3 separate regions of the Homo sapiens genome follow, and all the other regions are linked to region 2. A link is a contact called in ENCODE Hi-C or POLR2A ChIA-PET data. All regions are on one chromosome and are shown on one strand. Each heading gives the region's core, a stretch centred on a gene start or an enhancer-like site at or near the end of the contact. The rest is flanking DNA. Distances are from core to core; before and after follow the strand shown.

What was found. A loop is a pair of places that touch in the nucleus more often than their neighbours do. ChIA-PET counts read pairs that join two places held with the same protein, here RNA polymerase II (POLR2A). Pooled maps may share reads with other maps.
Region 1: a loop to region 2 is called in a pooled map, with 9 times the contacts of the local background. The contact joins the promoter of MCAT here to the promoter of CYB5R3 in region 2. A Hi-C loop is called at or near these places in 6 of 50 pooled maps. POLR2A ChIA-PET finds 5 or more read pairs at or near these places in 8 of 52 experiments (AG04450, B cell, IMR-90 and 4 more).
Region 3: a pooled map shows a loop between it and region 2 (3-fold over the local background). The contact joins the enhancer-like site here to the promoter of CYB5R3 in region 2. A Hi-C loop is called at or near these places in 1 of 168 maps with a recorded cell type or tissue (MCF 10A), 2 of 37 single-sample maps with no recorded cell type and 2 of 50 pooled maps. POLR2A ChIA-PET finds 5 or more read pairs at or near these places in 2 of 52 experiments (AG04450 and BJ).

What each region holds. Positions count from the first base shown.
Region 1 is chr22:43,140,382-43,144,647 of GRCh38, reverse strand. MCAT (malonyl-CoA-acyl carrier protein transacylase) reads left to right here and starts at 1,250. Exons shown (of 4, transcript NM_173467.5): 1 at 1,250-1,722; 2 at 3,399-3,486. The coding sequence starts at 1,300. RefSeq lists a silencer at 1,226-1,495.
Region 2 is chr22:42,646,455-42,650,646 of GRCh38, reverse strand. CYB5R3 (cytochrome b5 reductase 3) reads left to right here and starts at 1,255. Exons shown (of 9, transcript NM_000398.7): 1 at 1,255-1,352. The coding sequence starts at 1,332. RefSeq lists silencers at 775-874, 1,185-1,374, 1,395-1,744 and an enhancer at 267-1,080.
Region 3 is chr22:42,928,663-42,932,434 of GRCh38, reverse strand. All of the region lies in intron 1 of PACSIN2 (protein kinase C and casein kinase substrate in neurons 2), which reads left to right. Among named protein-coding and RNA genes, the nearest start is that of ARFGAP3, 73 kb to the right of the region's middle. RefSeq lists a silencer at 1,549-1,628. Within about 2 kb of position 2,239, at least 23 of the 41 ENCODE cell types and tissues checked have a DNase peak (open chromatin) inside an H3K27ac peak, as active enhancers do.

The DNA.
Region 1 (4,266 bases), core at 1-2,500, 490 kb before region 2:
TTTTTTTTTGAAACGGAGTCTTGCTCTGTCACCCAGGCTGGAGTGCAGTGGTGGGATCTCGGCTCACTGCAACCTCTGCTGCCCGGGCTTAGGGGATTCTCCTGCCTCAGCCTCCCGAGTAGCTGGAACTATAAGCGCCCACCACCACGCCCAGCTAATTTTTGTATTTTTAGTAGAGACGGGGTTTCTCCATGTTGGCCAGGCTGGTCTTGAACTCCTGACCTCAAGTGATCCATCTGCCTCAGCCTCCCAAAGTACTGGGATTACAGGCATGAGCCACTGCGCCTGGCCGAGCCTGTGTCTCTTGAGTTGCTTTTAGGTTAACATTAGATAACCCCAATTTCCAACCTCCATTCTGTCACTAACCACCTGTCACTCAATCTCTGAGCAGCTATCCATCACAGCGTTGCTGTGAGGAATTAAATAAGCTAATATCTGAAACACATTCAAGGCTTTGTTCAATAGCATAAAGATCTATTGGATGCTTATTATGTGCCAAGCACTGTGTGGTTTGTAAGAAAACATTATAAAAGAGAGCTGTTGTATAGTTGGGAACTGGCAACGGATGGTCGGCCATGCCAACTCCTGTGGTTGGGAGGATCATATGCAAGAAATGTGGTTGCTGGCCGGGCGCGGTGGCTCACGCCTGTAATCCCAGCACTTTGGGAGGCCGAGGCGGGTGGATCACCTGAGGTCAGGAGTTCGACACCAGCGTGGCCAACATGGTGAACCCGTCCCTACTAAAAATACAAAAATTAGTCAGGCATGGTGGCGGGCGCCTGTTAATCCCAGCTACTCGGGAAGCTGAAGCAGGAGAATCGCTTGAACCTGGGAGGCGGCGGTTGCAGTGAGCAAAGAACACGCCACTGCACTCCAGCCTGGGCGACAGAGCAAGACTCCGTCTCAAAAAACAACAACAAACAACAACAACGACAACAACAAAAACCATCAATGTGGAAGAGTTTCAAGTGCTCTTCATGTGCCAGGTAGAAAGCGTAAATACTACATTGCGTTGCGTTATTTATTCCATAAATATCTGTTGAGGACCCACTGTGGTGTGGCATCGTGTTCCGTTCAACGGCTATGGCTGTTTAAGTAAACGCATGAGTCCCTCCAGGACCCCAGAACGCAGCCCGAAGGGCCTCAGAGCCGGGGCGGAACCAGCGTCTGCGGAACCTTTCTTCCCGCTCCCGGTGCCCCGGAAGCCCCGGCAGGAAATGCGTCAGGGACCACGCTGCGCCGCGCCGCCGCAGTCGGGCCTCGGTCGCCACGGTAACGCGCGCGGGCAGGTGTCCGACCATGAGCGTCCGGGTCGCACGGGTAGCGTGGGTCAGGGGCTTGGGCGCCAGCTACCGCCGCGGCGCCTCGAGCTTCCCGGTGCCTCCGCCGGGCGCCCAGGGTGTAGCGGAGCTGCTGCGAGATGCGACCGGGGCGGAGGAGGAGGCGCCCTGGGCGGCGACGGAGCGGCGAATGCCGGGCCAGTGCTCCGTGCTGCTCTTCCCGGGCCAGGGCAGCCAGGTGGTGGGCATGGGCCGCGGTCTGCTCAACTACCCGCGCGTCCGCGAACTCTACGCCGCCGCCCGCCGCGTGCTGGGCTACGACCTGCTGGAACTGAGCCTGCACGGGCCGCAGGAGACCCTGGACCGCACCGTGCACTGTCAGCCCGCGATCTTCGTGGCATCGCTGGCCGCTGTCGAGAAACTACATCACCTGCAGCCCTCGGTGAGGCCCGAGGCCCCGTGACAGGAGGGGGAAGGTGAGCTCTGCCTGAGCTCTTGGCCCTGCCAGAGGCTTCCGCCTGCCATTCCGGGGGCTCCCACGTCTTACTCATTCGATCGAGTTTTTTTTTTTGTTTGTTTTTGTTTTTTTTTTTGAGACGGAGTCTCGCTCTGTCGCCCAGGCTAGAGTGCAGTGGCGCGATCTCGGCTCCGCCTCCCGAGTTCACGCCATTCTCCTGCCTCAGCCTCCCAAGTAGCTGGGACTACAGGCGCCCGCCACCATGCCCGGCTAATTTTTTGTATTTTTAGTAGAGACGGGGTTTCATCGTGTTAGTCAGGATGGTCTTGATCTCCTGACCTCGTGATCTGCCCGCCTCGGCCTCCCAAAGTGCTGGGATTACAGGCATGAGCCACCGTGCCCGGCCCGTTTTGTTTTGTTTTTTGAGACAGAGTCTTGCTCTGTCACCCAGGCTGGAGTGCAATGGCGCAGTCTTGGCTCACTGCAACCTCTGCCTCCCAGGTTCAAGCAGTTCTCCTGCCTCAGCCTCCGCAGTAGCTGGGATCACAGGTGCACACCACCACGCCCGGCTAATTTTTTTATTCTTTACTTAAATCCTCCCAGGTTCACCCACCTCGGCCTCCCAAAGTGCTAGGATTACAGGTATGAGCCACTGCACTGGCCTAAATGAAGGAACATTGAGATGAGTTGAGAATGTCACTTCACTTGAAGGTGGTGGATTGATTGCTATTAATATTTAATAAGACGGTAAATGTTAAGCTAGCACTTGAGATCCTTTACCCTATTTCACCTTCACACCACCTTGTGAGGTTAATACTGTTATTTGATGGTTGAGGAATGCAGACTCAGGGATATTAAAAGAATTAGTTAAGTGGTCCTGTTGAATCGTCATCATAATATTCATTCACTGCTTACCCTAGTCTGGGTCTGTGCTAAGCACTGTATAGACATTATATTCACATAATTCTCTCATCCGCCCTTTGGGGTAGGCCCTGTTCTTCCCTCATTTCACAGATGAGATAAAAATGCTCTTGGCCGGGCGAGGTGGCTCACGCCTATAATGCCTATAATCCAGCACTTCAGGAGGCTGAGGTGGGTGCATCACGAGGTCAGGAGTTCAAAACCAGCCTGGCCAACATGGTGAAACCCCGTCTCTACTAAAAATACAAAAATTAGCCAAGTGTGGTGGTGGACACCTGTAATCCCAGCAACTCGGGAGGCTGAGGCAGGAGAATTGCTTGAACCCGGGAGGCGGACGTTGCAGTGAGCCGAGATCACGCCATTGCACTCCAGCCTGGGCAACAAGAGCAAAACTCCGCCTCAAAAAAAAAAAAGTCATGCTCTTAACTTGTGCACAACGATATGGCCTGAGAGCCTGCTGCAGGGCCATGGCAAGGGAATCCAGAGCCCTGGGTTGGCGTCAGTGTGACCATGGACGGAGTTGATGGACTGTAACTAACCAGGAAAGCTCCTCCTAAATAAAGGGGCAGGACTCAATGATTGTCAAGGTCACTTTTGTGTGTCCTCTTCCAGCTGGTGCACCAAGTTCGTAGAACCTGGCTCACTGAGATGCTGAACACCCCGCCAGCTCTCAGGTACAGAGCCCTGGAACTGGGATCCCCAGGAGAGTGAGGGCTCACGTTCTGCATCTGTCCCCACAGGTGATTGAGAACTGTGTTGCTGCTGCTGGATTCAGTGTGGGAGAGTTTGCAGCCCTAGTGTTTGCCGGAGCCATGGAATTTGCTGAAGGTACAGGAAGGAGTTTGGTTTTATGCAAGGCTGTGGTCTTGGGCTCATTAGGGGTAAGGGACACTGCCAAAAATGATACTGGACCCACTCAGGTGATGGGAAGGGAGCACATGGACAGGGGTGACATTGGCACATGAGGACAGGGCTTTGCTGTGATTCCTTTTCAAGACTGAAGGATTCATTAGGGATTTCCCTTATTTTTGTAATCTCATGAAATCTGCTTGCTGAACTGTCTAACCCGCTATCCTGTGCACTCATACCTGCAGCACCTGCAACACGAGAGTATGTGTTCAGTAGATATTCGTTGAATTAAAGAGTAAATAAATATTGGATCTGGAGCCATATCAGTTTTACTTCTTAAGATTTTTGCTGGCCAGGAACCATGGCTTACGTCTGTAATCCCAGTGCTTTGGGAGGCCAAGGCAGGAGGACCACTTGAGGCCAGGAGTTCCAGACCATCTTGGGCCACATAGTGAGACCTTCATCTCTGCCCCCAACAAAAAACAAAAATTACGTTGGGTGCAGTGATTCACACCTGTAATGCCAGCACTTTGGGAGGCAGAGGCAGATAGATGTTTGAGCCCAGGAGTTTTAGACCACCCTGGGCAACATGGTGAAAACCCCATCTCTACCGAAAATACAAAAATTAGCCAGGCATGTTGGTGTGCGCCTGTAGTCCCAGCTCGAGTACTTGGGAGGATGAGGTGGGAGGATTACCTGAACCCAGGAGGTCAAAGCTGCAGTGAGCTGTGATCGTGCCACTGCATTCCAGCCTGGGTG
Region 2 (4,192 bases), core at 6-2,505:
TCCCAGCACTTTGGGAGGCCGAGGCGGGCGGATCACGAGGTCAGGAGATCGAGACCATCCTCGCTAACACGGTGAAACCCCGTCCCTACTGAAAATACAAAAAATTAGCCGGGCGCGGTGGGGTGCCTGTAGTGCCAGCTACTCGGGAGGCTGAGAATGGCGTGAACCCTGGAGGCGGAGCTTGCATTGAGCCGAAATGGCGCCACTGCATTCCAGCCTGGGGGACAGGGCGAGACTCTGTCTCAAAAAAAAAAAAAAAAAAAAAAAAAAAAAGATTAGCTGGTTAGCCAGATGTGGTGGCACATGCCTGTAATTTCGGGAGGCTGAGGCAGGAGGATCTGTTGAACCCTGGAGGCGGAGTTTGCGGTGAGCCGAGATCGCGTCAATGCATACCAGCCTGGGCAACAAGAGCGAAACTGCGTCTCAAAAAAAAAAACAATTAGCCGGACGTGGTGGCATGTGCCCAGCTACTCAGGAGGTTGAGGCAGGAGGAACACTTGAGCCTGGGAGGTTGAGGCTAAAGTGAGCTGTGATCAGGCTCCTGCATTCCAGTCTGGGCAAGAGTGAGACCCTGCTTTACCAAAAAAAAAAAAAAAAAAAAAGGTATTTATTGAGCACCTACTATATGCTAGGCTCTGTGTGGCTAGGCTCTGGGGATGTACGGGACTTCAAACCAGATAGGGCCTTGCCCTCCGGGAGCGCACAGTCCACTGGGATGGGGTGGGAGTGGGGGAAACACGCAGGAGGCCTTCAGCTAAGTGGGACAAAGATCACTCCACAGTGGGACAATGGCGTGGGGAGCGGAGGCGCCGCCGGCGAGGAGGCTCCGGGCGGGCCGTGCTGAGACCGCAGCATTTAACCCGGCCCGAGGCAGCTGGGAACAGTGCTGCCCAGGGAACTACAAATTCAAAGGCCCGGGGAAGGGCCGCGCTGAGCAGCTGCAGGCACAGGCCCAGGCCAGGCCAGGCAGGACCGGCCCCTGCAGTCTCGGAGGCCGGGGGAAGATTCCGCCTCTTATTCTCGCTCCCATCCGGGGGGCGCCATCTTGCTTCCTTTATGGCGGCGAACGAGGCCCAGAGAGGCCACCGTCCCGCGCGGGGCAGCACAGCGGCGGGAGAGCTCGGAGCGCAGAGGGCCGCATCCCCAGTTCCCAGTCTCCATCCCCGGCAGAAGCAGGCGGAGCGACCCGGTCCCCGCCCCCGCGCCCGCCCCGCCCCGCGCGCCCGCCTGGCCCCTCGGCCCCGCCCCTGCTCCGGAGTGACGCGGGCCCGGGCGCGACGGTCTCGGCGGCGGCGGCGGCGGCGACAGAGCGAGCGCGGCGCGGGGCCACCATGGGGGCCCAGCTCAGCACGGTAGGCGGGGAGGGGGCGCCGGGGCCGCGGGGCGTCGCGAGGGACTGGGACCCGGCGGCGAGGGGGCGGGCTGGCCTGCGGGAGGTGACGCGGGACCCGGGCCGCACCCGGCCGCACCCACTTCGCCCGCCCAGCCCGCCGCGCCCCACCCCACCCCACAAGGGCCTGGGCGAGCTACGTGGTGACCGCTACTTACGCCCTGGCAGTCTGCAGCGGGGACCCAGCCCTCCTGCCCGGGGGGCGCGCCAGAGCCCAGCACCCGGGGGCACCTGGGCCCTGCCCTGGCCGCCGTGGGGCCTTGGCTGCTGGAGGGACCCGTGGTTGTGAGCGTGTGTGCCGCTGAGTGTGAGTGTGTGAGCGAGCGTGTGAATGGCTTGAGAGTGAATGTGTGTGTGAGTGTGACCGTGGGTGTGAAGGGCGGGCATGGAAACGTGTGATGGGGTGTGTGTGTGTGTACGGGAGTATGTGAATGGGCGATGTCACTGACTGCGACTGAACGTGTGTGTGTGTGCGATGTCACTATGTCAGAGGGTTTTGCACGTTTAGCAACAAGGAACAGAACCCGGATGACACGGGGGCATCCTCCCAATGCTCAGTGGGCCAGGCTCCCATCAAGGCCAGGCTCCCACTGACCCTGCAAGCTGTGCTGGGGACCTCACACTTTGCGGTGTCAGTGCTGTTTGCCCCATTTCACAGATGGGGAAATGCAAACTAGTCTTGGCCACCGTCCCACAACGCTGCCGCCGGAAGGAGCCTGCTCCATGGGGTTTCAAAGTCCACTCTGCTGCTGTCACTCCTGGGCTGGCCTAGAGCCACCTTCCCTTCCCCCCAGGCCACCTCCTCTCCCCAGTTTCTCAAAAGTTGACCATGGTGAGGCTGGAGGCTTGAGTCTGTGTGGACATGTGGAGGCTGCGGCTGCAGAGGGCAGCTCTCCTGTCAACTGTGACCCGCTAGGCGTGGGGAGGCTGGCACAGGAGGAATCAGCCCAGTGCTCCTCCACCTCCACCTCTACCTCTATGCCTGGCATCTGCCACTTGGAGGGCACCTGGGTCCTCCCTCCTTGGGGAGGACCTGGAGTCTCCTCCTTGGGGATCCAGGCAAAAGGCCTCTTGGCTTGGGTGGTTGCTAAGGAAAGTGTGGCCCAACCCAGAACTTCGGGATGTTCAGACCCCAGGCAACCTTGGCCAGGGTGAACCTGTGGGCATCACCCCAACCTCCATGCAACACCCGGCCCATTTTTCCCCAGAAAGCATCTGCCTCCTTTATTGTTGAAATGTCCTGCCTGTGTCTCTAAAGCTTCCCCTGGTCTCCACCCAACCCTTCCCTGCTGTTTTTGGTGGTGTTCCATACCTTCCAGCTGGTGGTTGGATTTATGGCCACGTCCCCTGCACCTGGCTGCTCCATACATTTCTTTTTTCTTTTTTCTTTTTTGAGAAGAGTCTCTCACCCAGACAGTAGTGCAGTGGCGCGATCATAGCTCACTGCAGCCTCAACCTCTTGGGCACAAGTGATCCTTCTACCTCAGTGTCCTGAGTACAGGCACGTGCCAATATGCCTGGCTAAGTTTTTTTTTTTTGAGATGGAGTCTCTCTCTGTCACCCAGGTTGGAGTGCAGTGGCATGATCTCAGCTCACTGCAACCTCCACTTCCTGGGCTCCAGCAATTCTCCTGCCTCAGCCTCCCAAGTAGCTGGGATTACAGGCACTCGCCATCACACCTGGGCTTCGCCATCTTGGCCAAGCTGGTCCCGAACTCCTGACCTCAGATGATCCACCTGCCTCAGCCTCCCAAAGTGCTGGGATTACAGGAGTGAGCCACTGTGCCTGGCCTAATTTTTTGTATTTTTAATGGAGACAATGTCTTGCTATGTTGCCCAGGCTGGCCACAAACTGAGCTCAAGTGATCCTCCCATCCCAGCTCCTCAAAGTGCTGGGATTACAGGTGTGAACGCCGTTCTTGGCCTCATTCCATATATTTCTGTTGAATGGCTGAGCAGTCCTCTGTAAGGGGCAGAGCACTGCCTGGGAGTCGGGAGACCTCCACCAACCCTCCCCCGCCCAGCCCCATCTCTCCAAGGGTGGGTGGGGATTACCCTTTGTGGGTGCTGCTGGGATCCTCGCTTGGCCCAGAATGTCTCCAGCACATTCTGAGCCAGGCCTCCTGGCTTACGGGCTCCCCACAGTCTGGAGGAGGCTGGCTGGGGGCCTGGTGCTCTAGGTGTCTTATCTAAGACATGCAGGCCCCATGGGAGGCCTCTCCCAACACTTTGTGGGATCCAGGCCAGGGGTTGGCCCTGGAGTCTGCCAGCCACACTGGGAAAACATTGGAGCTTGGTCTGCCATCCTGAACTGTGGTTCCCCTGCCTCCCAGCCCGGCTGTGAGTGCTCAGCGACCCTGACAGGCTGACAGGTACAGTCTGCCGGGCTTTCCTACTGTCCCTGGCAGCCCCATGCTTACTCTGCGGCCCAGATCCCAGCTCTGTGTCCACCTGTTCCTTCTCCTGGGTTCCCTTCCCCCACAGTTCCCAGCCAAGCCAGAGCCCCCCACTGCAGAACTTCCTCCACTCCCTCCCACTTCCTCCCGGTTAGAACAGGACCAGGAGGGAGGTGCCGCTCAGATTCTGGCAGGACCGCTGGCGGGCAGGCAGGGGACAGGTAAGCAAGTCACCCGACTGGCTTGTCTAAGCTCCAGGGCAGGGAGCTGGCACCTGGGGAGGACCGGGCCTGCCAGGTCGGGGGCCCTGGCAGCTCTCTCTGCCCACCCCTAACCTGGCCTGGGCAGAGTGGAGGCCAGGGTCCCAGTGGGGAATTCCAGGGGTGGGCAGCTGCGCAGGGCATTCT
Region 3 (3,772 bases), core at 990-3,489, 280 kb before region 2:
TAGAGGGGAAAGCAGACTGTACACAGGTAAAAACTGAGGTAGTGGTATGTGCTTTGAGGAAATATAAAAAGAGTTAGAAGGTAACAGGCTAGAGTTGGTGGTGGTGGGAGGTGTGGCTAGATTCTCTAAGGGATGCCCCAAATGGTGTGAGGGGGAGCCGGCCATACGCTTGTCTCAGGGAAGAACATTCCTGGCAGAGGGAACAGCATGTGCAAAGGCTCTGAGGCAGGGATGAGCTTATTATGTTGAAGAAACAGAGAGAAGATCCTGTGCTGGGACAGAGAAGGGCCAGCAGGTAAGGGAGAGTAGTTGGGGAATGGGTGGAAGGGCAGGCAGGGGCCGGGTCATGACGGGATTTGCAGTACAGCGGAGGAGTTAGGGTTGAAGTGATGTGATGGTTTAGAGAAGGGAAGTGACATGATTTGAGTATTTACAAATATTGCCCTGAAGAGGCTAGAAACTGGAAGTGAGGATAGGTTTTCTGTTCTCTTTAACGTTGAGTTTCCATGGGAAAACATTAAACGTTTTCATTTTAGCTTTGAAAATTTAGGGTTATTAATACCACCTGTGTTCCTTACAATTGGGGGTTTTGTGACATTTTCTGGGCTGTTTTGGAAGAGAGGGATTGTGTAAGTGAATATACCCTGGTTGTTAACCATAATAATAACAACGTGATCTCTGCATGGCTCTGTTAAATTAAAAAATGTAACTATTAATAGTGTGTGAAATAGTTCTCAGCCTAGCCAGCAGCTGGAAGATTACACATTATGAGAAACTCATCAAGTTTAAACCACATGGGGATTTCTGTGTAGAAATATACCAGTTCCTCCTTCCTTCCTCGCTGTTCCTGTTTCAGGGCAGCCATCGGCTTTGTGGAGCCCTCTGAACCCTGGCTGGTTCCATTGACGCTGACTGTGTTCCTCCACTACCTTCCCATCACCTAAGGTCTCTTCTGTCTCGGACACCTCCTGCCTCTCCCACTCTGCACCTGCCCCATTCCCATCCAAGGTTCACCTTGGTGTCGCTGGCTTGGAAGCCATTTCCTCACTTCCCTGGGTGGAAAGCAGCTACTTCAGTCCTCCAACAATCCCAAGGAGTGGTAGGCAGTGTTAGTTTTGTTTTCTGGATGAGGAAACTAAGGTTCAGGAAGGTTAAGTAACGTGCCCCTGGTTACCCAGCTGGTTTGCAGCAAGGCTGGGATTCATTCATTGCTGCTTCTCACATATCATTGCCTCGTGTAAGCCAGGTGCTGTGCCCAGCCGTGGGATACAACTGTGAACAAGGCAGGTGTGAGTTAGGTGTCTGCCTCCCTCAACACCTTGAGCTGTTTGAGCAGGCAGGCGTCTGGAATAGGCATGCAGTGAACACTGAGCGAATGAATGAGTGAATGAAAGAATTCCTGTCAACATTCTACTCTTGTTGGACTCGGGTTGGCATGCTGCCTCCCTTAGCATCCAGCCTGTCACTCTTCAGAGTCACGCACACGTGACTCACCTCTGCCTTTCCTTGGTGTCTTTTGTTGCCTGTGTCTCATGCAGGAGGCAGCACAGCCTGGTGGCTCAGGGAGGCTCTGGAGCACCTGGTCTGGGTTTGAATCCAAGCTCTGCCCCTTACTAGTTGTGTGACTTGGGCACGTTATTTAAACACTCTTATGCCTCTGTTTCTTCATCTATAAATTTACTTTTGAACTTGAACTGTCAAAAACTTTCATTTTTTAATTCTTAAACTTTCCCACTGACCCAAACCAGATTGAGAAATTGGATAACCAAAACCATGGAGGTATTTTTGCTTTTTATGAGCGTGCCTTTTGTTATTTCAAAATGACCTACTTTCATACTTCCAAATGCATTTTAGAAACATTTTGATTAATTTAAAAGACAATCATTTTCAAAATTAGTTTATTGAATAACTTTTTCCCTTGTTTATGTGGTGTGAACGTGGGTATCCATGTACTTCTTGGGTCAGGATTGAGTGGGTGCCTCATCTGTGCTAGGCTCTGCGTGAGACACGAGGACAGGAGGGTCCAGAGAAGGTCTGAGAGCTGAGACAAAGGTGCTGAGTGTGTCCAGGGCCCAAACCCAGAGGTCCTGGTGCTGCTGCATGTTGTGGCTGTGGAATTGGGGCAGAGAGCACAGGTAGCAGGAAAGTGTGTGAGTTAGGCTGCATGTCACAGAGACCCTCAAAATAATAGTGGCTTAAAGAGAAGTTTATTCCTCTCATCTGCAGAGTCCAGAGGTGGCATGGCTGGTGGGCACACCACACTGTCAGAGACCTAGACTTCCTCTGTCTCGTTTTGTGCATGGCTCTGTTCCCAAGTCACCTCATGGTTCGCGATGAGAAAAGCATGGCATTCATATTTAACACGGCGAACTTTGTGCTAGGATTGGGACACAAAAATAAACTCCATGTGGTTCCTGCCCTCAAGGATCTTAGGTCTCTTGGGAGAGACAGATGCCTGGATGACCGCCCTCCATCTGAGGTTGATTGGAAGGAGCCCTGTGTGAGAGGAACACAGGCAGGCAGGCCAGGCAGCAGAGCTGACATTTGGGAATAAAGGAAGTCTTTATGAAAGAGGTGGCATCTGATCTTGATCTTAAAGAATAATTAGTATCTTGACACTCATCTGGGAGGCTGTTTGAGGGAGAAGGATACTGTGAAGGGAGGTACGAAGACCTGAAAGGGCAGGGCTCTGTTTGGAGCCCCGGGTGGCGGGTCACTCTCCTGCCTTGTCCGAGTTGAAGTAGACCATCATTCTGGAGCAGACGTCACACAATTGGAAAGATGTCCCCAGCTGTGTGATTAGTATGACATCCATTCTAAAAGGTGAACAAAAGAACCTGGAAAGAAACCAGACAGGATCGTTTTGGAGTTCTGAGATACTCATTCTTTTGCCTGTACTTTGGAAGCAGGATCAAGCCATTCGTAGGCACGCCACTCCCACTGAACATTTCACAATCCACTGAGCCCAGTGCTGTCACTGTGTTTCAGTTCTCAGAAGCTATTGACAGCATCTTCAATGAGAAGTCCTGGGACCCAGAGTCAGAGCACTTTTTACTGGTTTTGCAAGATACAAATATTAATTGCTGTTGACTTTCCCTTTAAATTTTAGCCTCTGTATGTGGGCAGGACTTGTAGCATAGATGAGACCTTGTGTTACCAACATTGTAAGTAATTTATGTGATGTGGACGTGCTTGGGAAGCATGGACTTTCTTTATGCTGACTGTGGCTTGTTTCACAGTGAGACCCTGATAATGAGCTCAAGCCCGGACATTGGGGTCCTGGTGAGTATAGTTGCACAGGGCGGCCGTCAGGCCTGGATCTGATGAAGTAGGGAGGATCTTTGCAGCCATGCTCACTGCACATACACACTCTTATAATTACTCGGCTTTAATTCACGTTTATTCTTCCATAATCTCCTGCTTATAGGAGGCTGTCTTAAAACATTTTAAACTCAGAGAACTCTAAGAGCTTGTTGAATCCCACTCTCTTCTTTTCATGTGAAAGTAGTTGGATGCTGAGAAGATAAGGGACTTGCCCAATGTCCCATTGCTGTTTAATGGCAAATTTGGGATGAGGCTTCTAAATTTTGGCACTGAGAGCTCTTTGTAAGTGTAAAAAATGACTTCAGAATTATCAAAAATGAAATTATGTTCAGTGTAGCTTTATTGATTTTGTTTGTTTAGAGGTATATGTATTTGTGTGTATTTTTCCTTAAATTTGGTGTTCCAGGTAGGGTATACCCAGTGATTCCCTTCACCAGCCTGATTACCT